3 separate regions of the Mus musculus genome follow, and regions 1 and 2 are each linked to region 3. Evidence: chromatin loops called from intact Hi-C (ENCODE). Cell type or tissue: left cerebral cortex. All regions are shown on one strand. Each heading gives the region's core, and the rest is flanking DNA. Links, peaks and the distances in the headings are about the cores only.

Region 1 (10,754 bases), core at 3,203-8,202, 65 kb after region 3:
TCCCTGGCTATCAGGTTGATAAAGACATCATGTATACTTCCCTATGCAGTGCTGGTGAGAAATGAATTCAGAAAGCCAAGGTTGGAGGGTTGAACATTGGTTGTGACTCTTGCAGCATAGGAAAGTTTTTGTGGAGATGGTTTCCCCTTGATGGTTGTGTTCTGGTGAGCGTGAAATAGAAGACACCCCAAGTCTGTACCCGAGAGTTCAGAATTACTTATGTAGGGTACTCCTTTGTATAGGAGAAAGAACAGGGTCCAGAGTCTGTCACTTACAGCAGTTTCAGGTCTAGTCAGAAGTTCAGTAACCAGGGATGCTTCTGCGAAATGGTACTTAACCTAGCAGAAACTGTAGCTTAGTAAGGACTTCTGATAGAAAACAAACAAACAAACACCCTCCTGAGTTTCATGTTGATTTAAAACTTAGTTTATAATCTTTCTAAAAATGGAAGTGATTTTCTAATACTAAGCCCAAGTCTCCATATTTCATAGAAAAATGAGCCCTTCAAGATATAATAAAAGCCACACACACACACACACACACCCAGGACAGTTCCCATAGTTTTAGACAGAGGTTGACTTGTCTCCAAAGAGCAAATTTGTCTCTCGCCACCTCAGAAGACCTTAGAGCTTCAGCTGGCTGGGATCTCGGACTAATGGAGTTCAAACCTCTCACCACACGCACCTAAAGACACTGCACGGTGGAGCCGCCAGCCAAATAGCGACCAGGCCAGAGAAAACCAGATAAAATGAGTGCTTACGGGTGGCAGACTCCATGCTCTCTGCTTCAAACACGTGACACCACATGTAGCGCTCAGTCCTCCATGAAGCATGCACAGTGTGCCTCCATTTTACAAATAAAGTCACATAGGCCCAGGAAGCTGGGCTCTTCAGCTGGGCCTCTATATCTGAGCCTCTGTTGCGAAGCAAGCCCCAAGTAGGTACTGTGCACACAAAAGGGCGATTAGCACATTTTCTGACTTCAGTGAGCTCACAATGAATCATGGGTGGAGAGGGGAATTAAGTACCTTAAATAGAACTCTACTGTTCAAACTGCAGTTTCTGATATATCAGGACATAGTTCTTTTTAAAATGGGTCTTTTTTTTTTTTTTCCTCCTCTCCCTTCCGCCAGTGCGGCACAAAACTGTTAGCTCAATCCTTCCTAGGTCAAGTCAGGTGGAGCTCAAGTTTCACGTACAAGAGCAAGACCCTTTCTGAAAAAGAAAGGGAGGGAGGGAGGAAGATGACTGTATACATAAATGAAGCTGACTTTAGAACCAAATGACCACTGTCTTCTTAGAGGTCCATGTGAAATGGGGAGTGCAGAGGAGCCAGACTCTGTCTGGGGATAAGCCAGCATGGATAAGCCAGCATGGAAAGCCAGACGAAGCAGACTGCAGTTCGTTCCTCATCAAGGGTGAGATGCTTGGGGCTGAGAAGGATTCGTAATAAGTTTCAGGGGTAGCACAGCGTGTACGGTCTAGCTCTGTGTCAACTTGCCACATAAGAGAGTTGTCAGTTATTAAAAGAGCATTTTTCTTAAACAGTGATTGATAGGGGAGGCCCAGACCATGGTGGGAGGTGCCATCCCTAGGCTGATGGCCCTGGGTTCTATAAGAAAGCAGGCTTGAGCAATCTATGGGGAGCAAGTCAGTAAGCAGCATGCCTCCATGGCTTCTGCATCAGCTCCTGCCTCCAGGTTCCTGCCCTGACTTCCTTCTGTGATGAACAGTGACGTGGAAGTATAAGCCAAATAAACCCTTTCCTCCCCAATTGGCTTCCCCTTTCCTTCAACCTGGGACTAAGGAATGGGCACCTATCAAGCCACAGGGAGGTTCCATGACATCGACTCTGTACCACAGAAACAGGACCCAGAAGATGTTGATTTAAAACCTCTAAACAGAACATTAAGCCCATCCCTAATTGTTAGAACTGAAGATGCTGCCAGAAGATCAACAACACATTGGCGAGGTCAGGAATGGAACCTCCGATCTCAATATCCCCTAAGAGAAGGGAAGCATAGAAACAGGAAGTCAGGAAGCAGTGAGCTCCACCCAAGCTCAGCCCTTTGGATGACCTGAACTCTGAGCACAGTGCCCTCTGAGACAGCATGGTATTCCAGGATAAAACAGGTACTAAATTTTCTGTCCTTTTAATAAAACTTCCTTCAGACGTGTGCTGGCTACTGTGTTTACAAGCCGGGGGTTTGTGGCAACCCACTCAGGTTTCTGAATACAGATTCCAGCTAGAGATGAGGGCCACTTAGAGAGTAGCCTCACACCACTTCACTGTACTTCCCTCTGACGAAGGGTCTTCGGGGACAAGGCAGAGGCCAGTGGCCTCCTTGTGTTATTTTGGTGACCTAATAATTGCACATTTATCTGTTACATGGTGACAAGAGATGAGGCCACATTTAATTATCTTATCCGCTACTGAATCTACATTTTACTTAGGTAGGTGTGTGGCAACAATGACAAGAACCAGGTACCATACAAAAGAAGTAGTTGTAGAGGCAAGAAAAAAAAAAAAAAGACTAAATGTTTTTCACATTTTTACAGTTTTCCTGATACAACTACAGATCAAAAGGTTGTAACTTAGCCTGCTCTTGCTGTAGGGTATGGCTAACAAGGGGTCACAAGCCAATGACTAAAGCAGAAGAAATAACTAGGGCATGGTTTTTGTTTTAATTCTATCAAGCAGAAAGTTGAGGAGCTGCGCAGTTGCTCAACAGAACCTGGGTTCAGTTTCTCGCAGCCGTCTCAGGCAGCTCACAACTACCTACATGTAATTCCAGCTCTGAGCGCTCTGATGCCCTCTTCTGGCCTCTGTGGGCATCGCACTTACATTCTCAAACAGCCACGCCCACACATATATACATACATTTCCAAAAATAAAATCTGGGCTGGAGTGATGGCTCAGTGGTTAAGGGCATGCACTGCTCTTCCAGAGGACCTGAGTTCAATTCCTAGCAGCCACACCATGCAGTTAATAACTACTGCCCTATAATTCCAACTTGGGGTGGGGCAGGGTGGGGTGGGGTGAGGCAGTGGGGGTGGGGTGAGGCAGCGGGGGTGGGGTGAGGCAGCGGGGGTGGGGTGAGGAGGGGGAGGAATCTGACACCTCTGGTATCCACCATCACTGGCATTCATGTGCACATACCCATAAACACACACACACACACACACACACACACACATGCACATAATCAGAAATAAAAAAAGCAAGTGAATAGTTTCTGTTAAAGTGAACCAAAAGGAAGTCTGTAAATAATCACCATTTTAGGGGTTACTATGTATTGTTATCTATATTAGCAAATTATGTGAGATTTTGAACACATTGGTGCCCATGAAAGATGAAACTGCATTTGATATTTTCTGAGTGTATAATTTCTCATGCACCTTAAGTCTTTATTCATTTATTTGCTTATTAATTTATATTGCACAGGCTAGCCTCAATCTTGCAACTCTCCTGCTTTAGTCTCCAGAGTGCTGGGATTGCATGTGTGCCCCTACCACATCTGGACAACACAGTTATTATTTTTTGGACCAAGGACTCTGGTTTGGCTAATAGGTTCAAGGGCAATACAGCAGAGAGTTCAATGCACAATGGTCCTCCGTAGGCAAAGTGCACATGGACTTTGGTTAATAAATTGGTGCTCTTATCCTCACCCTAGAGGAGAAGAGACATGAGACAGGGTCTCACAACAGTGACCCCCAAACTTTCACTGCTTATTCTGAACTTGTTTATGAGTTCACAGGTATGCTTAATATTTTTGCTGTTTCTTATAGAGCTGATGTATTCTTCTTTATCATAGGACGAACAACATGGAAGATGATGCTGGTTTTTACTATAACCACGGGCAACACAAAAGTCTCGAAGGATTGGATGCTTTTTCTGGACATCAGCAAACATCACCTTTTACTAATAATAGACTAATAATAGTGTAGACTCAAAAGAGATTCACCTGATCCTTTACATTTTAAAGTACTTTTTAGGCTTCACAATTTCACTTAAGTTTCTGGGATAAACATTTGTTTTTAAAAGTCTTAGAATTGGGGCTAGAGAGATGGCTCAGCAGTTAAGAGCCCTGGCTGTTCTTGCAGAGGACCTGGGTTCAATTCCCAGCACCCACACTGCAGCTGGCAACCATCTGCAACTCCAGTTCCAGAGGATCTGCAGCTCTTATGTGACCTCCACCAGCACAATAATGCACCTGGCACACACACACACACACACACACACACACACACACACACGAAAAACACCCGTACATATAAAATAAGAACAAATGACTTTTTAAGAGTCCCAAAATTATAGGCAACACATGAGACAAAGGAATTTAAAAGGTAAAAATTTTTTTTTAATGAGTCTACTGGTTGATCGAATTTAACTTAGCTACTTCTGAGCTTTACCTAAAGGTTGTTCAGTAGATAAAGTCTAAAAAGGCATTTGCAGTGGTAAAATGGAATAGTAAGATGTAGCTAATAGTAACATGTTTTTCGTTCTTTATTTTGGTGCTGAGGTCTCAGTCTAGGCCCTCACCTGCCTCTTAATTGGCTTAGGGACACCCTCAGCCCCACTGATAGTTTGTAATGGGTAAGGTTAAGCTTTTGACGGCAGCCATGCCCAGCAGGATGCTAAGTGGATGACGTGAAAGTGTGAGAACCGAGGACCCCAGGAAGTGAGAAACTGGCTGTTGAAGTGGAGAGGGGAAGGTGTTGGGAATGGGGCGGGGCACAGGGACCCAGCCTCTGGGACAGCAGAGTACATTTCCTGGTTGGCTTGAGTGTCATTCACTTACATTACATCACACACTTGGTGTGGCTTTCTGTATCTGTAGGCTTTCCTCTTAAAGGGGATTTATAGGGAGAAATCCTTGGTTTGAAATAGGGAACCGACAATAACCAGAATAAATTACTTGGTATTTCCAAGCCCGGGAGGACAAACAAAATTAAATAAGCTCTTTTTCTTCATTTGGCAAGGGAGAGGCTGTGTAGTGAGGGGTGTGGTCACTGTCTGTGAGTTATGCCACCCAAGCAGGAGCGGCTTCTCCTCTTCAAGCAGGTGTTTGCAAGTCTTAAACAGCAGGTCTGTGTAATCTACTCTTCAGAATCAGCTGTCCTGTAGCTTGGGAGCTGATGTTAAAGTCTGGTATCTAAATGCTTTTAGTTTTTTTGCTTGTGCATGTGTGTGTGTGTGTGTGTGTGTGTGTGTGTGTGTGTGTACGCTTGTGCATTTGTGTGCTCATATGTGCATGTCTGTGTGTGTGCATGCACACGTGTGGTGTGTGTGTGTATGGTGCATATGTGTGTATGTCGTGCGGCTGTATGGCGAATGTATATATACAGTGCGTTTGCTCAAGTATAGATACTAAGATGTCTTCCCCAAATCCTCTCTCATTATTATTTTTGAGGCAGAGTCTCTCAATAAACTGAAAGTTCAGTGACTTGGCTAGGCTTGCTGGCCCGCCATCCTCTGGCTGTGTCTTCTTCCCCAGAGCTAGGATTTTATGGGGCACATTGCATGATGCTCTGGCTTTTTATGTGGGTATCTGGGTTCCAAACTCAAGTCCTCATGCTTGTTCAGTAAGCAGTTACCCACTGAGCCCTCTCCCCTGAGAGCCCTGCTTTTAGGTTTTCCTCTGGTTTGGAGCAGTTCAGGATTGCTTCTTCCAGCAGAAATGGTTGCGACAGATCCCAGGTAAATTCTTCCAAATCACACGCCAAGTCACACTGTTTGCTGGACATGGCGTCTGGGTGCCCAACCCCCCACTAGCCAAGGCCTTCCAGTACCTCCTGGCCATACTCCAGGGTGAGAAAAGCCAGCACACAGCCAAGGCGGAGCCTGGGTATGCAACTCAGGCTCTCCAGAGTCCCAACTTCTCTCGCTTTTCCATCACTGGGGTGAAAACTGGCCCGTTCTGTTTATTTTCTCCCAGAGCTATTTAACATAGGAGCACAAAGAATGAGTGAGGAAAACCACAGCTGTGTGGACCAGAATGATCTCCAAGCACAATAAACACTCCCAAAGAGGGAGGAAGATGGTAAGCCATAGATTTCCTTTCTAGCATTCTTTAAAAATAAATGCAGAGCCTTTGGGGAGGCAGCCTGACAGGTTTCCACGGGATGAGGAGGGTGGGGAACAAGTGGGGCTTTGTGTACTAGCTGCCTGCCAGGCTCAATTCCAGTCTGGAGTCTGCGCCCCCCCCCGGCCAGGGGACAAAGGCTCTGGAGCTGGCCCACAAGGCAAAGGCAAAGTTGCTGCCCTGAAATCAACAAGGATTCCTTTCCTCTCTTTAGCCCTTGGCAATGTGTGGCAGCCAGGAAGATGCTGGGCTCTTGCATCCTCCCAGCTACGTCTTGGCCTGCTGAGAAACACCAGGATGGTTAGGACCTCCAACTACAGTGGGCTTCGATAGAGTGCAAGCCAAACCTAAATTCTGGGCCACCACATTTTGGAGTTGTTTCCCCCTGAAACATGGGAGTAAATTCCACAAAGCTTTAAAGCAACATGTGATGGTTGTGAGAAAGGGACACACACACACACCCCTGGTTTCTATATCCACTTCCACAGGTCCATCCTTTCTAACAGAGGAATCCGTGTGTCCTGCATAGCACACTTTGAACATCATCAAGGCACGGGTGGAGTGCTGCATGCTGGGAAGCCTAAAACCAGCTGCCACCAACAAAAACCCATCACTGTTGGAGGATGGCAGGAAAACACATTTTCTTAAGTGCTTTCAAGGAGAGAAACAAGGCTGTACGGTATGAGGAGCTCAAGTCTGTAAGCCTAAGAGGCAGGAGGTTCACTGGCAGTACAAGGTCAGCCTGAGCTACAGGGTAGGATCCCTTCTCTAAAAGGTGGGGGTGGGATGGGGTGGGGAGTTGGTAACCAGGTAACTATGAGGCAGAGCCTAGACTAAATGTCAACAGGCACCTTAGTCAAAATAGCAAGATCTTACAGTGAGAGAAAAGATGGGGTGGGGTCAGAAAGAGAGGGAGGGAGGGAGAGAGAGAGGGAGGGAGGAAGGGAGAGGGAGAGAGAGGGAGAGAGAGGAGGAGAAGAAGAAGAAGAAGAAGGAGAAGGAGAAGGAGGAGAAGGAGAAGGAGAAGAAAGAAGGAGGTTGGAGAGATGGCTTGGTGGTTAAAAATCTGTACTTGTCCATAGGACTCTAGTTCAGTTCCCAGCACCTCTAATGGGCAGCTTATGACCACCTGTAACTCCAACTCCCGAGTCCTCTGGTTTTGTGAAAGTGGCTCCCCAAGGCTGGGACCAGCATGCTAAGGTCACTAGAGCACATACCAAAAAGATAAGAATCTGTACTTCAAATAAATGGCTTCCCTTCTTTCCTTGGTTTCTTCTAACCTTCTTAAAGGAGAAAAAATGTATTTACATAAGCAGGGGATGTCACTTCTATGTATGTGGACATATGACTAAACAACGTATTTTTAAAAATCCCTTTCAGACAAGTGAAGTTAATATCAGGTCCCTCATTTAGCTCTTAAGGTGCCCTTGAGAAATTTGTTTTCGTGGGGGGGGGTACATTTTAGTTAGCTAGCACCTCTGCCATATCCCTCAAAGGGAGACATTACCACTCATGGCTACAGTGACTACGCTACCTAGTTCTATGTCAACTTGGCATATCTAGAGTCATCTGAGGGAGGGAACATCTATTGAAAAAAATGCCTCTCTTAAGACTGAGCTGTAAGCAAATGTTTAGGACATTTTCTCAAATAGGGATTGATAGGTGAGGGCCCAGCCCATTGTTATAGAACTAGGAGTCCCAGGTTCTATAAGAAAGAAGGTTGAGCAAGCCAGTAAGTAGCACCCATCCATGGCCTCTATATCAGCTCCTGCCTCCAGGTTCCTTCCCTGGGGAGTTCCTGTCCTGACATCCTTTGATGAAGAACAGTGATGTGGAAATATAAGCCCAATAAGCCCTCTCCTCCTCAGCTTGCTTTGGGTCGTGGTGTTTCATCACAGCAATGGTAACCCTAACTAAGTCAGGCCAGGGACTGAAACTGGTTGCTGATTGTGATTAAACAATGCCCATAGGTCCCTGCAGGATGACGTGACTTTCTCAAGATGAATGACTGAAGCCACATCACAAACTGCAGAGCATCTGTAGCTGAAGATGATGGTCAACACATAAAGAGCGGTAGGTGAATATGGAAGGAGACAGCCATCACTTCTATGGCAGTCATCCAGATAGGCCAAGGAGTCACAGGGCGGATGGGGACTGCCTAGGCTCTCCCTGGCCAAACACCAGGGCAGGTAAGTTTCCGCTCCAGCAAGTGGGATCTCTCAGCTCATCTACCAGGCGGTGGTGGGGACTCCAGCAACACCCCGGAGAAGACCCTGACACACCCCAAAGCCGACTACTAGCTCCTTCCTGGAAAGCAAAATCACACACTAAGCATGCTTAACCCTTTTCTGGCAATCGTCTGACGTGGTAGGGGGGCGTGGTAGGGGGCGTGGTAGGGGTGGATCTGGAGAACCAGCTGTCATCTTATACACTTCCTAAGCTAAACCCATCTTCTCCAGGAGACTTTGTGGGCAGGGCCTGCATTTTGGTCAGGTTTTTCATCCTCCAGTGAACACCTTAGGTAAGGTGGGAGGGGTGGGGGTCATAACTCCAGCCCACACAGAGTCAGGTGCCCCTGCCCATGGAAAAGGTCCCCCTGTGCTCTAGGCAGGGAAACTGTCTTGACACAGCAGCTGGCTTCCTGCGCCTTTGCTTGCACATCTGACATCTTTACACGGAATGAACTTCAGAGAAAGAAGAACACGGTCTAATACAGTCTGTTTAGGGGGAAAGACTCAAAACTGCACCTCTGCGTAGCCATCCCCACAAGCCTTCAAAGCAAATGTGGTCCAATCCAGAGCAATTTTGTCTGGCAAAGACACTGTGCTCCCAAGGATCAAGGTAACAGGAGACAAGCATCAGCCTGCTTGAACTTCAAAAGGAGTCTAATCACCACCACTGTGAACTCCCCCTCCAGACAACGACTGGCCCCCAGGTTGAAGATGAGTCACATCCCACCCTCAGAGCTCCCCCCAAAACACACATCATCCTTGCTGTCCCCAGCAGTCACTTAAAGTCATCCTAACCAAAGCAGGACCATTTATGAAAGGGCTTGTGTTTAGCTCTGCTCTCTGTTTAGTTCCCGTGTATTTTTCCAGCTAGTCAATCTGTCTGTAATTAAAATCACATTGCCGCAAACCTTAGCTGTTATGAAAAGTCTTACCAGATGTATACAATCCACTAGCTGTAGTATTTGGCATGCCTGCGATGGTCCCATTAAAGAGGGGCAAGCCAGGCCTGATTTGGAGCGTGGGTTATATGCTTTGGATCGGTTGTTTTTCACTGACACTAAGGCAGTGTGGGATACTTAAACCCCCTTTTCAACAATCACAAGGGTATGGACTGTATTTCAACCAACATTGAAAACCACTGCACCTTATCAAAAATAGGCTGGATCGATGGCTCAGTGGTTAAGAGCCCCGGCTGGGCTTCCAGATCAGACCTAGGTTTGATTCCCAGAACGCTCATGGACGTTCATGACCATCTGTAACTCCAGTTCCGAGAGATCCAAAGATACCAGCCACACACATGGCGCACAGACATTTATGCAGGCAAAACACACAGATACATAAAAATAAAATACAAAATTAAGAATTAAAAGGAAACACAGCTATTTGGTGGGGCTGGGGAGATGGGCGAGGCAATCATGTGTTTGTCATGGAAGCATGAAGATCTGAATTAGACTGCCAGAACCCACATTAAAAAAAAATATCTAAGTGCAGTAGTTCACACTGATAGTCTTAGTACGAGGCTTGACCAATTAGCTTAGCCTAATTGGTGACAAAGCCAGCAAGAGACTGTGTCCCAAAACCAAAAGGAACACCACACACACATAAAACAAAGTAGACAACACCTGGGGAAGAGCAAGCACACTCACATGGACACAAGCACACGCGTGCACACACACACACACACACACACACACACACACACACACACACACACTCAAACCTAGTGCCTGTTCAAGGAAGTCCCTTTTGAAGATTCCCCCACCTTCTGAACCCAGACTAGCCTGCTTGGCCTTCACAAAGGCCAATGCTGTCAGGGTCTCCGAAGCCCTGTGGAAGCTGAACGGAAACAATGCAGGTGCCATCCTGGCTTCCATATACAAAAACCAACAGGCGCTGCAGAGATTAGGTGAGGTGATTTTAGGACAAAGAGAGGAAGGCCTGAACTACTGTAGATAATACGATTTGAAGCCCGTGCTCCAAGAGGCAGCAGATAAACTATGAACAGATTCAAGGAGTGAGCTAAAGGCATGCATGCTGACAAAAATCCATTCCTGACTGACTCCTGAGAGTAATATCAGGGAGAGAGAGCAAGGCCCCACCTTAATACCTTCCCCACATGCCCACATTGTCCCCTTCCCCACAGGCCCACACTGAACCCTCCCCCACAGGCCCACACTATCCCCTCTCCCACAGGCCCACACTGAACCCCTCCCCACATGCCCACATTGTCCCCTCCCCCACATGCCCACACTGCATTTTCCCCTATACACCCACACTGGGTACTATCATCTAACAAGAAAAATAAAACAAAATACCTATGTGTAAAATAATAATAATAATAATAATAATAATAATAGTGGGAGGCTGAGATAGACCTTGCAACTCTGGTACACTCCAGCCACACTTGATAGAATTTGTAGATAATACAGCTATAAAGT
Region 2 (10,754 bases), core at 1,895-6,894, 43 kb before region 3:
CAAGCAAGAGGGACCCAGTCTAGGGTTTCTCTCTCCTGCTGTCGGCACACGCCCTCAGTTGGGACAGCGTGTGCTTGGAGTTCAGGCTCTAATGAATGTCACCACCCAGATCCCTCAGTCTGCTTAAACTGAGGGCCTCTTACCCAAAGCTACAATGTTTCTCCCCACCCACCCCCCTCCCCAAAAGCTCAAGACAAGCCTAAGGACAAATAACAGTGAACAGCAAATTGGAAGGCAGAAAATAAACACTTACTCGGCTGAAAGCTGCATTTGGTAGAATAACCAGGAAACAATAAATATACAATCTCAGTCACATATCAATTTCCCATTCCACCCTGAAAGAAATTGACCGGAAAGCTAAGCACCAGCCACTCACATTTTAACACAATCAGACTGAGACATGGCACTTTCTTCAGGTAGCTTGGGGGGGGGGGGGGGGCGGGGAGCAGACAGTCCATATGAATCAGCCTGGAGAATTTTCAATTCATAAAATATTCTAAAGCAACTGTAATACGTCACCTCGAGGTGTTTGAAATCACATATACACTAAACTTTGAGATAATAATTCCATTCTGTTCAGTAACTCCTGCTGAGGATAAACTAACGTGAGACAAAGCCCCATGCTGCCGAGGAAAGCTTTCAGAAAAACCTATCTTCCCAGATAAATTAAGTCTCAACCCACAAGGATAGACATTTTTATTACCTTACCTTGGTCAGAATGGTGGCTTTGGCCAGTTGTTCTCAGGAGCTTTTGGTTAACAAAGTTTCACCCAGCTAGAAGCTATGTTCTGTCTTCCTTTTGCCCTGCGAGCCAGGAAATGGTGTCTAACACTTCGACTGCTCAGCCGTTGAGAGCTAAAAACGGATCCTGTGCAATGCTGGATATATTTCTGTCTGCTCGTTACACACCCTCATCATGTTCAATTTTTTCCATTGATGGAACGCTATGAGGCAGACTTAACCAAAAAGCGGTTTTTCCATGGGCTGCCTGGAGTGATTACCCGGGACAGCCTGCCACCATGCTCGCCTCAGAGACACGGGGCTGCCCATGACTAGGCTCTTGTTGGGCCAGCAATCCACCATGACCACCGAAGTTCCATAGGAGTCTGGCTCCAAGGGTTACAGAATAAAGCCCTACTCACCAGGGCTGCCCTGGCGTCATTTATAAAGCCCTGTAGCACTGAGAATACACACCTATCATCCTTGTGTTTGGGGAAGCAGTGAAAACCACAGATGGAATGTTATGGTCAGAACTGCCTTTAGAACAGCCCCAGGAAATGCTGCCATGGTTTGCAGAATATCGAGTATACCCTCATTCTGTGTTCCTTGTTGGAATCGGGCTTCCCACCCCCCTTAAGTTAGCACAACAGAGTCTTACACTCAAAGTCCTTGGAAACTAAATGCGGAGCCATTTTATCCAGAGTATGTATTACATTACTGTAAATTAAGGCTATACAACAGAGGCAGAGTATTTTGAAGTCTCACTGTAACCATTGATGAAAGATGTTAAAAATATACAAGATTTTTTTCAAGTCATTTTTTAAAAAGATTTTTTTATTTACTATGGATACAGTGTTCTGCCTGTATGTATACCTGCATACCAGAAGAAGAAACCAGATCCCATTACCGATGGTTGTGAGCCACCATGTGGTTGCTGGGAATTGAACTCAGGACCTCTGGAGAAGCAGCCAGTGCTCTTAACCTCTGAGCCATCTCTCCAGCCCCTAGGTTATTTCTATACTAGATTTTTGTTGTTGTTGTTTTATGATGAATAGAATCAAATTACATTTCTGTTGTCATGCTTAAATTTATGTGTTTATATTCCACAGAATGACCAAAAGTCCTACATTTTCAGACATATAAATACACACACACACACACACACACACACACACACACACACACACACACTCAACCCATCCTGAACCATCCTGAACATGTGGCAAGAGCTTTATAATGGTAACATTCTTAATTTTAAAATGTGACAGAAGTCCTTCAGATGGCTCAGTGAATTAACTTTCTTGCTGGTACAAACATCATGAACCCTGGAAGCCACATAAAATGGCCAGATACAGTGGGGTACATCTGTAATCCTGGTACTTCTACATTGAGACAGGAAGAAATCTCCGGAAAGCTCTCAAGCTGGCTAGACTGCAGTACCCAGCACCTACCTCAGCAAGGTAGAAGGACAAACTGACACCGATATCTGTCACTGACCATACACACACTGTGGCATAAGTGCACATATCCAATAATTTTTTAAAAAGTGAACTGAGCTAAATATGCCATTGGTGAGTTATTAAGGACCAGATTCTACTATAGTTAGATAAACTTGTAATTCCCTATTTGGATTTTAAGACATATCTTGTTGACATGTATACATTCACACATATGAACCCACATTGAGAACAATATTTTACATAGTGTGACACACACTTGAGATGCTTCATGACCTCAACTGGAAAAAAAAAAAAACTGCAGAAAGTCATCAGTCTAACATTTACAAAGCAAATAGAACTGCCACAATTTTTTTTTTAATTAACACAGAGCCAAAAACTTTTAATACCAATGGAGTGGGTCTAAAAGTCACTCAACTCAGCACCACCGGGTACAGATTTAAACATAGATGCCTTAGCCTAACATGATGACCTATGCCTGCATGTACCTAGCACCTGGGAGGCTGAGGTAAAAATTGTTGTCAGGAGCTGAAGGGTAGCCTGGGCTACAGAGTGTGATTCTATCTCAAAGATAAATGACAGATAGCCGAGGTCAAAATGAAGTGACTAGGTGACAGAGCTGGTCAGCACAAGTCCAAGCAAAGGCACACCCCCAAAATAACCACATCCTCTGGCTGAATAAGAAGGTTGCCATGGAAGCCAAGTCACAGAACACAAAACTTGGGAATTCCCCAAAGATGTATTTTTGAAAGGCCCTAGGTAAATACCAAAGGACTAAGAATACTGCCACCTCAATGACCTCCAATTCCCTTAAGCCTAGCAGCATCTCCACTGTTACTTTTTAAAAAAACATGAGCAGGGAGGAGAAGGGGTGGTTCGGTGGACAAAGGGCATACACAGAGGGACCTAAGTTCCATCCCTGGCTCACACATAAAAGCTGGGTGTGACCAGGTCTGCCTGGAACCCAGGGCTGGAATGAGAGGAGATGGGTGGATCTGAGGGTCCACTGGATAGTCAGTCTAGCCAAAATGAGAAACTCCAAATTCCATGAGAGACCTTGTCTCAAAGAGATAGAAAAGATAGCTAGAAGTCAATGTCTGGCCTCCAGACTGTATCTCACAGATACATGCATGTGCATATGCCACATACATACACAAAATTAAAACAAGCAAATAAAAAGTGACCCATGTAACTCTGATACTGGAGAAGACTCCTAGATACACACAGGGAGAAATTCTGCCAGTAGGTAGAAACCCAGAAGCAGCCAAGAGGAGACACCCTATCAGCACAATTTTGCTTGTTTGGAATCACGTGAGCATCCATAGATTGTTCCTGCTTCTAGATTTGAAGGTAATTCTGATCTCACCATACGTTTTGTAAGTAGATCCCATTATGTCAGAACGAGCTATGACAACAAATCCCTGCCAGCTACGGTCTGATGTTTTTTGAGTGGACTTGTGATTATTGTTGAAGTCACTCTAGTAACCTTAGTATGTACCAGGTTGCTGTAGTTTAGAGTGACATAAGAGAGCTTTTCAAGCTTCTTAGACATGGAAGCTTCAATAAAACACTCTCAACTGAGATCTTCATCTCAAAATTCCAAAACTCAGAATATTTTTAAACCAGAAAGCCAGGCTTCATCTTTTTGCAGTTCCATTACAAGCTGGTGTAACGGGGCATATGTGTTAACGGGCATCTAAAATTAAACTCCTTGGCAAAGATCCCTGAGAAACATGTAAATTGCTACTTGGGAAGTGTTCACTTCAGAAGCATATAATACAAAAGCATATAGTTAAAGGCAAATACCATACAAGTGCTAACAATCATAGAATTTAAGTGGCATAGAATGAAATTAAATTTAATTTGAAGGGGTTCTCACTATATAGCTTTTTGGATGTTGTTATACTCAGAAAAAAATTGCAAATTTTCTTAATAAAAGGTGGGAGTAAATGGCATACGTGTTCACACATGTCAGTCCATGAAAAACACTGTTTTACTCAAATGCCTAGTCAAGACTAAACAAAACTTTTCCTCTGATTGTAATCAAGACTATGAATATTCTACATGGTGGGAGCACACATGCTCACAAAGGCGTGTTCATGAGGGTTTCTGCATTTATTGGAGAGGAGATGGAAGGTGTAAAATAATAAAATGATGGAGAAATTCCTCTAGAATAAATTGAAATCTGGTCATGGGAGAGTAGACAGGAAGGACAAAAAGCCAGAAGACAAAGAGGACAGCTATGAAGCCTGGCCATAGCAGTTATAAGTCCTCAGATACTGTGGGGAGCTGCAGGTGCCTACACAGGATCTGTATGAGACTAGGTCCATCAAGAGTCAGCCACAGACAAGAGGATCATGGGAAACAGACTGTTCAGAGGAGCTATTGGCAATGGCAAGTTGCGGAGGGAGAGGAAGTCACTGTGTTCAGTAATGTAGCCACTGCGGATACCCATACTCTAATGGACAGCTCCATAGCCACACCCATCCAGGCTGCCCTCTGACTAACCTCAGAGAGTCACAGAGCAAAAGCAAAGCTGCAATAAAAAGACATCAGAATCGAATCCGGATGTGATAGGAAGAAGAGTGTGGGTGGGGATAAGAGGGGTGCCAGTAAGAAGTGCGACCAGAATATATTATGTGCAAGGGTAACATTGTCAAATAATCATTTATTTTTAAACGTTGAGGACTTGGTGATAAGTGTTTGTTAGCATGCACCAAACATTGGATTTGATATTCAGCCATGAAAAAAGATCAAAATAATTTATACAAACACATATGTACTACTATCACACAAATAACAATAAAAAAAATAAAATGTAAAGATAATGAAAATATCTCAGCTCCCAGGTCAGCAACTCACTTGACTAATATTAATACTCTCTAAACTCTATTTGTTTCTTCATAAAATGGGGTGGGGAAGAGTAACACCCACCACAAATGAGAACAAAACTAAATATACTAAGTAATTTTTTAAAAGGTCAAGAAAAGCTGGATAGTGGTGGCGCACGCCTTTAATCCCAGCACCTGGGAGGCAGAGGCAGGCAAATTTCTGAGTTCGAGGCCAGCCTGGTCTACAGAGTGAGTTCCAGGACAGCCAGGGCTACACAAAGAAACCCTGTCTCAAACAAACAAACAAACAAACAAACAAACAAAACAAAACAAAAAACAAAAAAAAAGTCAAGAAAATCTATAATTTTTTTTCTTTCTTTTTCTTAATTAGGTATTTTCTTCATTTACATTTCAAGTGATATCCCAAAAGTCCTCCAAGCCCCCCCACTCCCCTACCCACCCACTCCCACTTCTTGGCCCTGGCATTCCCCCATACTGAGGCATATGGGGGAGTTTGCAAGACCAAGGGGCCCTCTCTTCCCAATGACGGCCGACTAGGCCATCTTCTGATACATATGCAGTTAGAGACACAAGGTCCGGGGATACTGGTTAATTCATATTGTTGTTCCACCTATAGGGTTGCAGACCCCTTTAGCTCCTTGGGTACTTTCTCTAGCTCCTCCATTGGGGGCCCTGTGTTCCATCCAATAGCTGACTGTGAGCATCCACTTCTGTGTTTGCCAGGCCCCGGCATAGCCTCACTAGAGACAGCTATATCAGGGTCCTTTCAGCAAAATCTTGCTGGTGTATGCAACGGTGTCAGTGTTTGGAGGCTGATTATGGGATGGATCCCTTTGTATGGCAGTTTCTAGATGGTCCATGCTTTCATCTCAGCTCCAAACTTTGTCTCTGTAACTCCTTCCATGGGTGTTTTGTTCCCAATTCTAAGAAGGGGCAAAGTGTCCACACTTTGGTCTTCTTTCTTCTTGAGTTTCATGTGTTTTGCAAATTGTATCTTGTATCGTGGGTATTCTAAGTTTCTGGGCTAATATCCACTTATCAGTGAGTACATATCATGTGAGTTCTTTTGTGATTGGGTTACCTCACTCAAGATGATGCCCTCCAGGTCCATCCATTTGCCTAGGAATTTCATAAATTCATTCTTTTTAATAGCTGAGTAGTACTCCATTGTGTAAATGTAACACATTTTCTGTATCCATTCCTCTGTTGAGGGACATCTGGGTTCTTTCCAGCTTCTGGATATTATAAATAAGGCTGCTATGAACATAGTGGAGCATGTGACCTTCTTACCGGTTGGAACATCTTCAGGATATATGCCCAGGAGAAGTTTGTGGGATTCTCTGGTAGTACTATGTCCAATTTTCTGAGGAACTGCCAGACTGATTTCCAGACTGGTTGTACAAGCTTGCAATCCTACCAACAATGGAGGAGTGTTCTTCTTTCTCCACATCTTTGCCAGCATCTGCTGTCACCTGAATTTTTGATCTTAGCCATTCTGACTGGTGTGAGGTGCAATCTCAGGGTTGTTTTGATTTGCATTTCCCTGATGATTAAGGATGCTGAACATTTTTTCACTATTGCATATGCCAGCAAGATTTTGCTGAAAGGACCCTGATATAGCTGTCTCTTGTGAGGCTATGCTGGGGCCTAGCAAACACAGAAGTGGATGCTCACAGTCAGCTATTGGATGGAACACAGGGCCCCCAATGGAGGAGCTAGAGAAAGTACCCAAGGAGTTAAAGGGGCCTGCAACCCTATAGGTGGAACAACAATATGAACTAACCAGTACCCCTGAGCTTGTGTCTCTAGCTGCATATGTAGCAGAAGATGGCCAAGTCGGCCATCAATGGGAAGACAGGCCCCTTGGTAATGCAAACTTTATATGCCCCAGTACAGGGGAATGCCAGGGCCAAGAATTGGGAGTGGGTGGGTAGGGGAGCAGGGTGGGTGGGAGGGTATAGGGAACTTACGGGATAGCATTTGAAATGTAAATAAAGAAAATATCTAATAAAATTTTTTTAAAAAGAAGGTAAACTGAAACAAAAAAATAAGAAATGAAAACCTAACAACAATAAACAAAAGTTAAAAGTATGCTGTGGTCTTTATCCAAACAAGATTCCTGAACACTAATCCCTCACATGCATAAAAAATCCATTTTTCTGATATGGTCCTACCACCACCACCACCACCACCACCACCAACAACAACAACAACAACAACAAGGTTCTGGACACTTCTTGCACAGAAGGGCATTTCCTGTGTTGCCTGTGAAGTCCTTCAGACCACATGGGCTGAGCCAAGAGGGAACTGAGATGAGCACCCGTAGAACCACTGCATGCAAGAACCCAGAGAGTTTCAGAAATACTGCCGGGGTTGGTGAGTTTTCTCCCCAGCAGACCTAAGATGACCTAAATCTACCAGGTTGTACCAAACACAAAGGCTTCAAACCAGCACAGAAACTAGAAAGGACAGAGGTTAGCAGCTTTCTTGTCCAAAGATTTGCATCCCAGATAAGATGCTGAAAACCCACACAAATATACTTTTTGTTTGCACCTCAGTTGTGGTACCCAGGAAGCTAACCAACTCACCCAGGGTCAAAGTTTACAGTCCCTCTGGCCTGTCCTCCAACACTGCCCTGTGATTTAAAAAAAAAAAAAAGCAACTGTTTATCTCAAAATTTGTCTACAAATGTAAATTGGAAGTTGGAGAGATAGCCCAGTGGTTAAGAGCACTGGGAGAACCCATATTTGATTCCCCACCCACAGGGTGGGTCACAGCTGTCAATAACTACAATTCCAGGGCATCTAAAGCCTTCTTCTGGTCTCTGTGGGCATTGCATGCACATAGCATTTACACATAAATGCAGACGAAATACTCATAAACTTTAAAAATGAATGGAAATCACATATAACTAAGATCTTGTTAAGATCATTTATTGCTAGAAAGATCATTGCTTTAAAACTTACTGGTATGATGTGAATGTCCAGTAAACGTGCTCGTGAATGCATGATTAGGGGAGAAATGAGCTACAGAGGGTGTTTATGGTGGAGTGGAAGTAAAGGTGAAAGAGGACCATGTGCCGTGGTCTCAGTCTTTCTGCCATAAGCAGAAGAGTCCCTGTTGAGAGAAGAGCAAGCTCGGTAAAGATGCAGTCCTGTGACCCAGCACACACCCAGAGGAACCTCAGGCAGCACTTGAGGGAGATACCTAAGCATCCACATTTACAGTACTCTTCCCATAGCCAAGCTATGCAAGCAGATTAGGAGTCTAGCAACTGACAGAAAGATCAATGAAAGCACGGTATCTGCCTATACTATAGTGGAGTTTTGTTCAGCTTTAAGAATGAAATCAAGTCATTTATTGGGAACATGGACAGAACTAGCAATCACCATGTCAAGTGAAATAAGACCAGACTTCCAAAGACAAAACATCACATGCTTCCTCATAGGTGCAATCTAGACATTTTGTTAAAGCTATGCAAATAGGAAGGGAGCTCCTTGTGAGGAAGAAACGGTCCCCACAGGAGGAGAGGAGGTAAAAGAGGCTAATGGAGAGCTATAAACGATCAAAAAGATCACATATGCACAAGAAAATACCATCAAGAAATTCATTATTTTATCCAGTGAATATATGCAAACAGTAAAACCACGTGTGATCCCTGTCCATCAAACGAAAGTGTCCAGGATCTCTGACTGCAGTCCATTGGCCAGCCTTCTGAGGTATTTCCCAAGCCAGGCTGCTTCGGGCTCAAGGGAATTAATTCCTCAGCATCAGGACTACAGGGCAGTGGAGCCACACTGCCCACTGGCTACAGGTTCCTGCCTCTAGATCTGAGGAGGCCCTGGAGGTGACAGGGGACATGCTGCATAAGCCCCCAAAATTGCTGCCATATATTGAATAAGGAATACATTTTTAACTTTTAAAGCAAACTAGAAACAACTTCGAAATCTCTGAGTCAAAGAAAACTTAAACTTGAACAATGTACCATTTTAAAGCCAGACAGGGTAAATCTAAATTTCAAAATAGATACTTTCTGAGTGTTTCAAAGATCTCAGATGTGCAGAAAGAAAGAAGGGAAAAAAAAAAAGCCTTAAGAATGGATCATTATGGAGATGAAGATTGTATCATGAATATTCATAAGATTCAAATGTTATCTTATTTACAAGTTCAAGTGTTATCTTGCATCATAGAACAAGCAAGACAACTTGCAGAACTGGTTCTCTTCTCCAATGTGAGCCCTGGGACTCAGGTCAGCCTGCGTGGCAGGCACCTTTACCCACTGAGCCATCTTGTAGCCCCAGACCTCATTAATTTAACAACTAGTTTCTTTTCTAAGAATAAGCAAGTATTATATGACAAAAATGAAAATCTAAAACCAATTCTTCATAAGCCTTCCTTCCCAGGGATTTTTTTTCTATAAGTTAATAAATCCAAATTAAATGCACCACGTGAGTTTGTTTTGGCTTGGTGGTGTTTTTTGTTTTATTTGTTGTTTGTTTGTTTAATAATTGTGCGTTTTTAATTCTCTAATATATTACATCCTGACCAGTTTCCTTTCCTCCCCTCATCCTAGCCTATCCACTTCACCTCCCTTCTCCCCAGGTCCAACCCTCCCACCCCCAATCCCCATCTCCCCTCAGAAAAGAACAGGAACACCAACCAAACATCATATAACAAGCTACAATGAAACCAGGCACATAACATCAACTCAAAGTAGGACAAAGGCAACCCAGTAGGAAGAAAAGGGTCCCACAGTAGGCAAAAGAGTAAGGGGCACCCTTCCCCCACCCCCACCCCCACCCCCAGTTAGGATTCACACAAGAAGGTCAAGCTATTCTGTGCTGAATGTGGAGGTCAACCTTGTGGAGGAAGAAAGGAGGTGGGAGATGGAGACACCACAGGCTCCTGAGATTCCTGAAGAGTCCTGATCTCTAAATTGACTGCCAGCACACCTGTGAGACAGCAAAAAAGGAACTGAGGCCAGGGCGATAGCTGCTTCCCCCATTTTCACAGAAGTCCTCTTCCCCCTCCTTCTGAGTTACCTCATTAGTCAGGGCTTTCATTGGAGTGCAGTGTGTCAAGATATGATTGGCCGAGGATTTAGATCAGTTCAAACACTGTATGTAAGTTTATGGGCTGGGCAATAAACTCAGATCTGCATCCTGATGCTGGTCTCTGGAGTCGAATTTCCTGGGATGCGTTTCCTCTCAGCCCCTACTCCCCTGTCCTCGGTCCTGTCCCCACACTAGTCAGCCCTAACATATATGCAGAAAACCTATGTCAAACCCCTAAGGTTTCCCTAGCTCTGTGCATTCCCATGAGTCCCAGTCAGCTGATTATGGCCTTGTTCTCATGGTGAGTCCTCGACCTCTCTGGTTCCTCCAATCCTCCCCTCCCTGACTCTGCAGAATTCCCCAAGCTCTGTCTACTGTTTCGTACTGGTACTCTGCATCTGCACCCATCAATTGCTGGATGAAGTCTTTCTGGTCTTTTTGATGGGCTTAAATGGGGATGCATAGATCTCCTTGGGAAGGAGAAATAGATTTTTGTGGGTAGACTGGGGACAGGTAGCATTGAGAACAGAAAGAATCAGGTGGCAGAGGAAGGAAGGGAGAAAAGACTGGGAGAAAAGACTGGAAAAAAAGACTGGAATTGGGGGGGGGCATTTCAGGGACACAGTGGAAACCTAGTGTAATGGAAACTCCAAAGAATCTACAAGAGTAAC
Region 3 (10,754 bases), core at 2,588-7,587:
GACCCTGCCTTTCACGGCTCCGGGAATGGAACCTGGGACTATGCAAACAAGCCAGGCAGAGGAACCACAAAACTGCCATACATAACTGCTAATTCCGAATCTCATGGGAGGCAGCAAACTGTGCTTGGCTGGGCCCCTCCCTCCTCTGCCTGCTGTACCTGGCCACAAGAAAATCCAATAACACACAAGCAGCACAGAGAACAAACCCCGCCCAGGCCTGGGGGGGGAAAAGGGGGATGAGGAGCAATAACTCTAGGCAATATCTCCAGTGGGAAATAGAGGTCAGAGGGCGGCATGGGGCTGAAATGCTTCTCACCACAGGGGGACAACAGGGGCCAGAGAGCTCAGGAATGTTTCCAGCAGCGAGAGTCCAGAGCCCACCCTTTTCTTTCCTACAGCATATGTGTGTGTGTGTGTGTGTGTGTGTGTGTGTGTGTGTGTGTAGCCTGAGACAAGTCACTGTGAACCATGCTAGGATTTACATCCCTACCCCTCTAAAAAGTACTAGAGCATTCTTCTTAATGAGCAATTTAGCCCAAAAGAAAGTGTTCACGTGGAGCTTTCTTAGCCTATGACAGACTGCGAAAGGAAAATCCATCCCCAGTTCCTAAAAGTGAGATAGAGACAGGAGGCCTTCGTGTGGTCAAGCAGGTACCGTACCATCAGCCAGCCTGCAGGGCTCTAGAGAGGGATGGAGAGCAGGGGTGGATAAGAAGGGGTAAAAGACATGACAGCCACTTATACTGACCCCAGCATATGAGGGGAAAGAGTGGTCTGTTCTGGGAGATGGAAGGGGCAGTGATCCTACCCAAAACCCACCACAGGACAACACAGGCATTGAAATTAGTCACTCACAACAGAAACCTGCAGTACAACATTATTGTGTTCTGCAGCCTCGGGCAGGTAGGAGGCTGAAGCAGGACAATCTCCACCTGAGCAATCCTTCATCACTAGAAAACAACTCCAACAGAAAGAGAGAGGGTGGAGGAGAGAGGAGGTGGGGGAGGGGAGGAGATATGAAGTTGAGAGGGGGGGAGGAGGGAGAGGAGGAGGGTGAAGAGGAGGGAATGTAAACTATGATCTGGAATTTTTTATCACCCAGTATATGTCAGGTATAGTATAAAGGCTCATCCTACCGTTTAGACTCACACTTAGATTTGAGGGAAATAGTTTACTATTGCAATCTTATAAGCAAGAAAACTGGAGCCCAGAAAATTAGTCGCAAGTGTACACAAGTAACAGTTAATGGAGAGAAGATCTGGGCCCAGTCACAGAATCCTGCAAGCAGCTAGCATGATGTGGAACACCAAGAGGGGACAACACAGAACCTGGCTGGTGACGGGAGGGGAGGGCTTTCAGGGTGGCAGGAAGATCACTCAAAGCCCCTTGTAACACAAGCGCAATGTACCGACATAAACCTTCTGAATCTTCGAATACTTTCCGAGTTTTAGAAGTAATGAGACCTATGGGATCAACTGAAATAAAAAGACAATTAAACCAACAAGGGCCAAAGGCTCTGGAGACACTGGTCAACTGCAGGGGGTCTGCTTAGCCTGCTCAAGTGTCTGGGGAACACTGAGGGGGTGGGGGAGATAGAAGATGCATCTCAATGCTATCTACCCCCTTCGCTTGCTCCTCTTTCCTCCACTCAACATTTTCTAACACACATTTACTGAAGACCTACTATGTGAAGTGAATCTTTAAATGAATCACTTTGCACTTAAAAGGCCTACGTGAAGCCTGCCCTTTCTATGCAGAGTTCCCCTCTTTGCCCAGACAGATTTACCCAAAGATGGATCAACAATTGTTGATAAAGCACTGAACTCCAAGTCCTGATGAAATTTAAATTTTACTTTTTCCTGTTGTGCAAGTCTGGCAGGCAGATCTCTGAGTTTGAGGCCAGCCTGGTCTATAGAGAGAGAATTCCAGGACAGCCAGGGCTACACAGAGAAACCCTGTCTTGAAAGACCCAAGACAAAAAAAGTTCCTGTTCCAAAATATAAGCATGCTGTAGCCCTGTTCCCACCGCTATGCTGTAGCCCCGTTCCCACCGCTATGCTGTAGCACTGTTCCCACCGCTATGCTGTAGCACTGTTCCCACCGCTGCTATGTTGTAGCACTGTTCCCACCGCTGCTATGTTGTAGCACTGTTCCCACCGCTGCTATGTTGTAGCACTGTTCCCACCGCTGCTATGTTGTAGCACTGTTCCCACCGCTGCTATGTTGTAGCACTGTTCCCACCGCTGCTATGTTGTAGCACTGTTCCCACTGCTATGCTGTAGCACTGTTCCCACCGCTGCTATGTTGTAGCACTGTTCCCACCGCTGCTATGCTGTAGCACTGTTCCCACTGCTATGCTGTAGCACTGTTCCCACTGCTATGCTGTAGCACTGTTCCCACCGCTGCTATGTTGTAGCACCGTTCCCACCGCTATGCTGTAGCACCGTTCCCACCGCTGCTATGTTGTAGCACTGTTCCCACCGCTGCTATGTTGTAGCACTGTTCCCACTGCTATGTTGTAGCACCGTTCCCACCGCTATGCTGTAGCACTGTTACCACCACTATGTAAGGGCACCTGAGCACCAACCATGTAGGGAATCCGAATGACCCTGTCCCTAAGATGATCGCCCATCTGCTGGGTGGCCATCCTTTTCATTAATGTGGTTGCGTGTTGACGAACACAATCATCACAAGCAGCAGAGCTTCCAGGCCTTTCCAGAGACCTCTTCTGGGACTGAACTGGGTTTAATTTTCCTAATTATAGAACAAAGAGGAGCTAAATTAAATTTGAAATTATATAGTTTTTGCAGTTCCAGCAACGTTGGTCAGTCAGTGCACACGGGAACGAGTCTACTTCAGCACTGTTCTGAGCCTTCTGGACCATTTAAATAACAGAAAGGTACAGTTAATGCCAAGAATTAACAACAACAAAACAGTAAAATTAAACTTTATTTGTACATCTATTCAGCAAATAGGGAATTAATGCTCGAATAATATGCTCACTTCTTCCAAATTAAATTCCAATTTTTTCCTCTTCAACCGTGACAGTATCTTCAGTCCACGCCAGTCTCACTGAAATACTAGTTTTGGCTTCCACGTGTATTATGGTTGGGCTTATGGATTTGTTTCTCTTAGTACAGATCCTCTCAGCATTAAAAATGTTAACTTAAAATCAGCTAGTATGAAATATCTTGAAAACTATCTTTACAATTTCCTAGTAGGAAATAGATGGATACTCTTTCCGCTGAGCTCAGTTATACTTCCTGAAATGTTCCCAAAACTAACGACAGGATCAGAAACCTGAGCCCCACCCTTAGAGAGGGGCGGTTTTCCCTGGGGAGTTACTAGTTTAGATTATTGCACTGAGGAAAGGAAAAGCAGTCAGCCTTCTTCCACAGCCAACTCTTCCATGCCAGTGTTCCCAAAGAAGAGAAGTACCTGAGGTACAGTAAAAGTGGGTAAGCAATACCAGGAAACCTTTGACCCGGAAGCAGAGCAGCCAGGCTCACCAGCCAACTCCTCCCACCGGCAGCTCAGCCAAAGCTTAGCCATTGTTCCTTGCCCTGCCCCCAGGGATGTCTCAGGGCAACCCAAAGCCAGAATGTGAAATGTTACCACAAAACCTTTCAAATCAACTTCTGATGAGCAGAAAACAGTCCATTGTAATTCTAACAATCGGTCTATTTTCTTGTTTGGGGGAGGGGGGTAAGGTGTTAACAAATATTAATAGAATCAAGGCTTTGATGTTCGTCCAAAGTAATCTACTTCTCCCTCCTGCTCCCACTCCCGGCTCTCCCTCCATTGCTTACCCTCACTCCCAGGCTAAGGCAGATACAATCTCTCACTCTTCTTTCACAGCCCTTCATATTTCCCCGCCCCCACTCAGTCCCCCTAAGAGATAAGGTTGCCTTTCCCAAATTTCTGGGCTCAGCTGATCCTCCTGCCTCAGCCTTCCATGAAGCAGGACTAGATCTGCATGTCACCGCCCACAGCTCTCAAACATAGAAAGCCCTCATAACATACAAGTCATCTCAAGCCCTTGTGCTTTGCTGGCGATAACTATGACGTCCTCAGTCAGTCGTAAATGTGCATGTTACATCTGGTTCCTGTGCACAGAAAATCGGGGAGGGCATAGCAGATCACTCATGAATCCAAAGGCAGGAAGAAATACAAGGCAAGAAGCAAGAATCAGTGTTTTGACAGATTGATATCACATATGTTGAGAAAAAACAAAGACTGTCACACAACTTCCTACTAGATTAAGGAAGTTCAGTAAGTGTCTCACGATGCGTAGGCAATGGGAGTGGGTTTCCAGAAATCAGCAATAATCAACAAGAAATATGTTAAGGGGGAAAGCCCTTTACCAGATGAGTATGTTGGCGCACACCTGTCATCTCAGCAATTGGAAGGCTGAGGCAGAAGGATTGCCACAAGTGTGAGGCTAGGCTGGGCTACGAGTGCCAGCATAGCTCATCTCAAAACAAAACAACAACAAAAATTAATTAAAAACCTAAAATTAAAAAGCCCTTTTCATCATCACAAAGACAGAAGTAATGCTAATATCTACATTTTTAAAAAAAAATTTTTTTTAAAAAAAACTCATTAAATTGCTTTTCAAAAATCTTGACACACTGTGTACCTCAAAAGATGTAAGTCAGGAGTGGGCAAATCCTCCTTAGTCTGACACATGCTTAGTGCAGTCTCAAGCAGTCTGTTGTGTGCAGACATGCGAATGTGTGCACGCTTAAGCAAAATGGCTGAGTCTGAAGTTTATGCAGAAAAAAAAAAACCAAAAAACTCATTAAGAATCATCAGAGCCAGGCGGTGGCAGCACATGCCTTTAATCCCAGCACTCCAGAGACAAAGGCAGGCAGATCTATCTCTGAGTTTGAAGACATGTCCTGGTCTACATAGTGAGTACCAGGACAGCAAAAGCTACATAGTGAGATCCTATCTTAGGCGGGGGTGGTGGTCATCAAGAAAGGATATTTTGAGGGAGAAAAAGGACAAAGGCATATCAGGTACGATTTACATGGAGACTGAGACGGTGATACAGAGCACATTACGGTTGTAATAGCTTGTGCAGACCCCTGAGCCTGACTGAGTCCCTACTCACACAGGCCGGACAGACTCATCTCCCAGTTCTTCCCGTTCTCACGGGACAGCAGAAGACCCGCCTCTACTCTTTCAGCCGCTGCTAGCTCACCCATGGGCCACACAGGCTGCTGGAGTGACTCACGGTGAGTCAACCCTTCCACGCCTGCCAGTCTCTGCTTGAAAGCTTCTATCGGCCGGCATGCAGCTCCTTCATTAACGGAAATATGTCCTGCCCTGCATTGGGTAGTGGCCAGCTCCCTTCAAACTGTGATGATCAACCCCAGAGAATTTTGCAGAGAATATTTGCGTAGCATTGAGACAGTCAATATAAGGGGAAAAAAATTGAGAAACTCAATTTTCACTGCAAAGGTTGATTTTTGCTTCCAGTGGTGAGGACTGAGTTCTAAGATACTAGGCAAAGGCTCTACTACTGAGCAGCACCCCTAGTCCCTAGGATTCCGATTTTAATTATAATTTTTATTAGCTCTTTGGGAATTCCATACAATGTGTTTTGTTCATACTTACTTCCCCCACACACCAAACTTTTCACAGATCCACACATCCCCTTCCTTTTTCTTTCTTGACATCCTTAGAGATTAACTTGCACTGCTTCAAATTTTCTTGGGTGTATGGCCTTCTGCTGGAGCATGGTTGACTTAGCAGGAACCACACTGAGAGACAAAACTGACCCTTCATTCCCAGAAGCTAACAGTTGCTTATGGGTCTACTGCTAGGGGTAGGATTGGGTACCAACCCCCCTCTCCGTGCTGGGATTTCCGTCTGGTTTGGGCAGGCACAGAATTTATCCATACTGTCACAATAGCTGCAAGTTCCTACGTGTAGCTGCCCTGATGCGTCCAGAAGAAGGTGGCTTGCAGTTATCTACCACCTGTATACTCTCCTTTCCTCCTCTTCTTCCTGAGCTTCGGTGTATGTGTGTGGTGGGTTGGGGTATAGTATACATGTCCCTTTTAGGGCTGAGCATTCTGTACTCTCTTATTCCCTCAAGACTCCACCAGAAAAATACATTCAGCTGATAAAGACAATAAATACATTCAGTAAAGTAGCTGGATGGAAAATAAGCATCATATATACAAACGCAAACACACTGAGAAGGAAACAATACCATTCATTATATATATATATATATATATATATATATATGCATCATATATACAAACGCAAACACACTGAGAAGGAAACAGGAAACAATACCATTCATTATATATATATATATATATATATATATATATATATATATATAATGTATATGTATATATATAATGAATATATATATATATTCATTATACACACACACACATACACATATATATATATCTTGGAATAAACCTAACCAAGGAAGTGAAACAATAAACAATGAAAACCTTAAGACACTTACAAAAAAATGAAAAGATGCCAGAGGAAAGACACCCCCTAGGGAGACTCCATGTGGGAAGAACTTGGGGACACAATCAGAAATGATACCAACAGCATTTTCTTACTAGGCAATCACATACAATTTTTCCAAGTTGAAACTCTGTTTCCCTAAGAGGACATATGGACAGACAGCCTGCCCAAGTCTTAGCAGAAGTGTGAAAGCCAGGTGTGGAGCTTGGGACTATTATCCCAGCATTTGGAAAGTTGGACCAATTATCTTGAGGTCAGACCAGCCTGGGGTCTAGAGAACATAGTGGTTCCAGGCCTGAGATATAGACTGAAGCCCTGTCCCAAAAGAGCAAGGGCCATAAGACAGTAAAGGATTTGCATGACAATCTGAGTTAAATCCCAGGACCATGTAAAAGTCATAAAAGATGCACTGTACATATAGGTAAACCCAGGATGCGTAGGGGGATGGGAAATTAAGACAAGATAGTCTTCTGGAAGCTTGAAGGCCAGCTTGCCTATGATACTCAGTGTAGCAGAAAGAAGAGAGACTCTGCCTCAACAAGGTAGGAGAAGAGAAGCAACTCTCAAGGTTTGTCCTCTAACCTCTACAGATGCATCATGGCATGTGCACACCCACCACATTCCTGCATAAACACACACACACACACACACACACACACACGCACTGATAAATAAAAGAATTTTTAAAGTTCCATTATCCAGGCTCTAGTCAAGGCTGGTGTGCATTTAAGCGAAAAAAAATTTAAAAAAAAAATTGCCTGGCTATAGGCTGCTTTCAGTGTGGACACTCAGCCTGGTCACTCTCAGAGCTCTGGAGAGCTGCAAGGTACTCTTGAGTAAGAACTAGTTACTTACAAGGGTGACTGCATCTCTGGAGAGCTGTAAGGTGAGAACTAGCTACTTACAAAGCAGATTGCATCATTGAGCTGGATGCCAAAGAACAGAACAGACCTGTCAAGGCTGTCCCAATTCCCAATCACAGACTTGTCAGGGAGGCTAGCATCCACTACTTAACGGAGGAAAGGCCTTTCCACTTTCCAGAAGGTTCTAATGGTTTTCTTCCTTTGGGTCCTTTGATGATGTTAAGGATGGAGTGTTAGAGGAATGACAGATGCTCACATGTGTGTGTGTGTGTGTGTGTGTGTGTGTGCACAGACAAAGAGGAAAAACAGAAAATATCATAACATTCATAAGCACACCTTACATAAAAATAATTTTCACTAGGCATGATGGCTTACACCTATAATCCTAGTATTCAGGAGGCTTGGGGCCAGTTTGAGGCCAGCTTCAAGGACTTAGCAGTACTTTCTCTCAAAAAAAAAAAAAAAATCACCCACCTCCTTTTAAAATTAAAAGGAGTTTAATTTTAGTTTAAAAGTTTCCATGACATACTCCAGAACCAAAACGGCATATGACAAAGTGCAAGCCCACAGACTTAGCAGGTCTAATGTATAGCATGCACAGCCACAGCTAAAGGGACAATGTGCAGCGCTCTGCCATCTTCAAATATGTATAAAATCCAACTTTAGGACCACTGCAGGTCACAGAGGGGAAACAAGGCTCAGGCACATTTGCTCAGCAAAAGAAAATTCTGACTTTTCTCTCCTATGATTTCATTTGCTTTTTATAGCTTGGCTTCCAACATAGTAATTGCTTTCATTTTTTTTTTTTTTTTTACGATGTGGACTCATACCACATTTAATTTGAATGTCCCTATATATAGATTTCAGACTATAATAATCTCCAGTTCACCAGTGCCAACCCCTCAAAAACTAAATATAACTGCAATTGAGGAATCAGATTTGTATTTTCGACTACTATGGCTTATGCAGTTACTCTTCCCCAGCGGTCACTCCCACACATCCTGGTCTTCACAAGACAGGGCATCTATGAAGACGAGCATCATAAACCGTGGATGGTTGCAAAACTGGAAGCTTGTCCTCATCCGCCATTTTGGGACAGGCTTGGAGTCTGTATAACTGTCCACTTGTGGCAGGTGACCAGATACTGTCTAGGACCCTACCTCCTTCCCTCCCGTGAACTTGAACTGTCTACCCAAGATGTGGAGATTAGACTCCATGAACACACACTGGAGAACAGATGCCATGCTCTGGAGATTAGTGGCACAGTCCCAGGTTGGTGACACAGAGCAACTGATCCTAATGCTGATGTGAGGGAGGGTGACTGATGGAAGCTGCTGGGAGGTCTTGATAGCCCGGCTGGCTCCTGCCCCTGTGCCCTCAGGGCAGACTTTGCTCCTACCCCTCTGCTTGTGCCTCAAGTTTCTAGTTCTGCAGCACCTCCTACCCTAATCAGACCTGCTCTTTAGATAATCTGCTTTCTGTGAGCTTGGTCTATCTGTGTCCTGACCCTTCTCCCTAGCTGGGGACAAAATGCGTCTTCTCTTGCTCACTTTGTGCCTCAGGTCCTGACCTTATAGATGGCTCTTCTTAAGATGCCTCCTCCCTTCAGACTCCACCTGGGGCTTCTAGTGCTGCCTGTGGCAGGAGATTTGTCCCTGTTTACCTGAGGAGGTCTCCAGATGCCTCAGGAGGAGGTACAGATAGGGACTCTGTGCCCTGTGGGCCTCTGAGCTAACACTGACAAGAAGTTTACCTGGTGCTGGGTAGAGGACACACTCTGTGCTCAGTAGCTTGGAGGCACAGTGGGAGCATCTGGTGTACTTCTCCTGAGTGCTCAGTTCCTTGGCTCCCAGAAGTGATGCTGACCCTAAGCCCCTCCCACCCACAACTTGTTTTTAACTAATTAAACTTTACTGCTTTTACTTAAGAAAAAAAAAAGATTTTTATTTTCCTATGTAGTAAATATTAGTGTAAGCAGAAATAGTTTATCAATCTCCCACAAAAATACAATCCTCAAACACAGCTCTGATCCTCTAGGGACCAAAAAATAAAAAAAATAAAAAATAAGAAATACACTATTTCTCCCACAAAATCTGTTGTCCAAGAATTTTTTTTTTCTTTTAAGACTTTATCTATAGAGCCTAGGCTGTCTTGGAACTATGTAGACCAGGTTGGAATTCAACTCGCAGATATCCATCTGCCTCTCTCTGCTTCCCCAGTACTGGGATTAGAGGTATATACCATCATTTCCAGCAAAAACTGCAAGAGGATTTTAAAGCGTGGGCCATGTTACCGTAGGCGCTCTCATTCAGGTGTTAGCAATTAAACAACCCCTCCCACAGAGGTTGGTGGGCGGAGAAGCTAATCTTTTTCCAGTCTAGGCTCATAAGGCAGATGGATACCAAATTCAATTGCACTTCAATCTGCCAGTTTTAATCAGAGGCACCTTTTTTCTGGGATCATAAATCTGTAGAGAGCAGCACGATACAGAGGACCAAACCTCTGGGCACAGACTAAATGAAAACTCACATCCACTGTGGGAGTCTTCACCCTGGAGCCTGTACCCTGCTCTGATGCCTGGGAGGGAATCGGCTGCTAAGAACTGCGTGTACGGTGTATATTTTTGTTGTTTGCTTTGGTGCCGGGGGAGTGGGATGCAGAGTGCTGAACCTGATGCTGATGATGCGCCTGATATAGTCCCTACATCCTCAGGCTTGAAACAAAGCCTAAAAGACGCCATAGGATTCAGGAATCGTTATCTCCGATGCCTTCATTACACAGACCAGGACCCTAGAATTTATTCAATGTATAAAGCGACAATCAGCAGTTCAGTGAATGGACCACAGAGAGGGGTGATTGAAGGTAGAAGGAAGACTTCCAAGCATGAGGAACAAAAAACAGTGTCGTTGCAGTCTGCAAAGGGCTTCCAACAAAGAAGGCTGGCTACATGTCACCACTGCTAAGTGAACACAGAAGTAAGGCTCGCTGCAGAAGGCCCACAAAGGACGATGGATGAGATCTGTCTCTATTCCACTTCAAATAAGTCTCTGTCTCTGCTTAGCCACTTAAAACTGCTCACTTCCAGCTGGTTCCAGGCCAAAGCATCACCGGTCAGCAGCTCAGGGCTGCAGAAACAGCAGAGATGCTCACAAACCCCAGACCATCCACACCAACACTAGATCCAGCTCAGAGAGTATGCAAGCTAAAACAGAAGTAAGAGCAGAGTTGAATGTGGAGAGACAAATTCTGTCAATAAACTGTAATGCTTACTAAGGACCCCTACTGTCCAGATCACAAAAACACATCCATGAATATCAGGGCTATGCCCCTCTAGATTTAACTTCAAGCTACCGCCTGGCTTAAAGGGAGCAGAGTGCTTCCTGGCTT

What was found. Peaks named below come from ENCODE experiments on the same cell type or tissue, not always from the same donor. Only the 100,000 strongest peaks of a DNase experiment are listed, where the experiment ranks them.
Region 1: a loop joins it to region 3, with 2.1 times the contacts of the local background. A loop is called at or near these places in 7 of 42 quality-filtered maps.
Region 2: a loop joins it to region 3, with 2.0 times the contacts of the local background. A loop is called at or near these places in 4 of 42 quality-filtered maps.

The regions. Positions count from the first base shown.
Region 1 is chr17:3,280,615-3,291,368 of GRCm38, reverse strand. Gm34035 (a long non-coding RNA gene) reads left to right here and starts at 8,067. Exons shown (of 5, transcript XR_001782146.2): 1 at 8,067-8,274. In left cerebral cortex, for the core only: no CTCF peak of the experiment used is centred there; DNase peaks (open chromatin) are centred at 5,852 and 6,069.
Region 2 is chr17:3,387,299-3,398,052 of GRCm38, reverse strand. All of the region lies in intron 1 of Tiam2 (T cell lymphoma invasion and metastasis 2), which reads right to left. Among named protein-coding and RNA genes, the nearest start is that of Gm52295, 16 kb to the left of the region's middle. In left cerebral cortex, for the core only: no CTCF peak of the experiment used is centred there; DNase peaks (open chromatin) are centred at 2,915, 3,479 and 3,860; H3K27ac peaks cover 1,055 bases.
Region 3 is chr17:3,344,636-3,355,389 of GRCm38, reverse strand. All of the region lies in intron 1 of Tiam2 (T cell lymphoma invasion and metastasis 2), which reads right to left. It also overlaps the pseudogene Gm49221. Among named protein-coding and RNA genes, the nearest start is that of Tiam2, 23 kb to the right of the region's middle. In left cerebral cortex, for the core only: a CTCF peak has its summit at 4,839; DNase peaks (open chromatin) are centred at 4,891 and 5,231.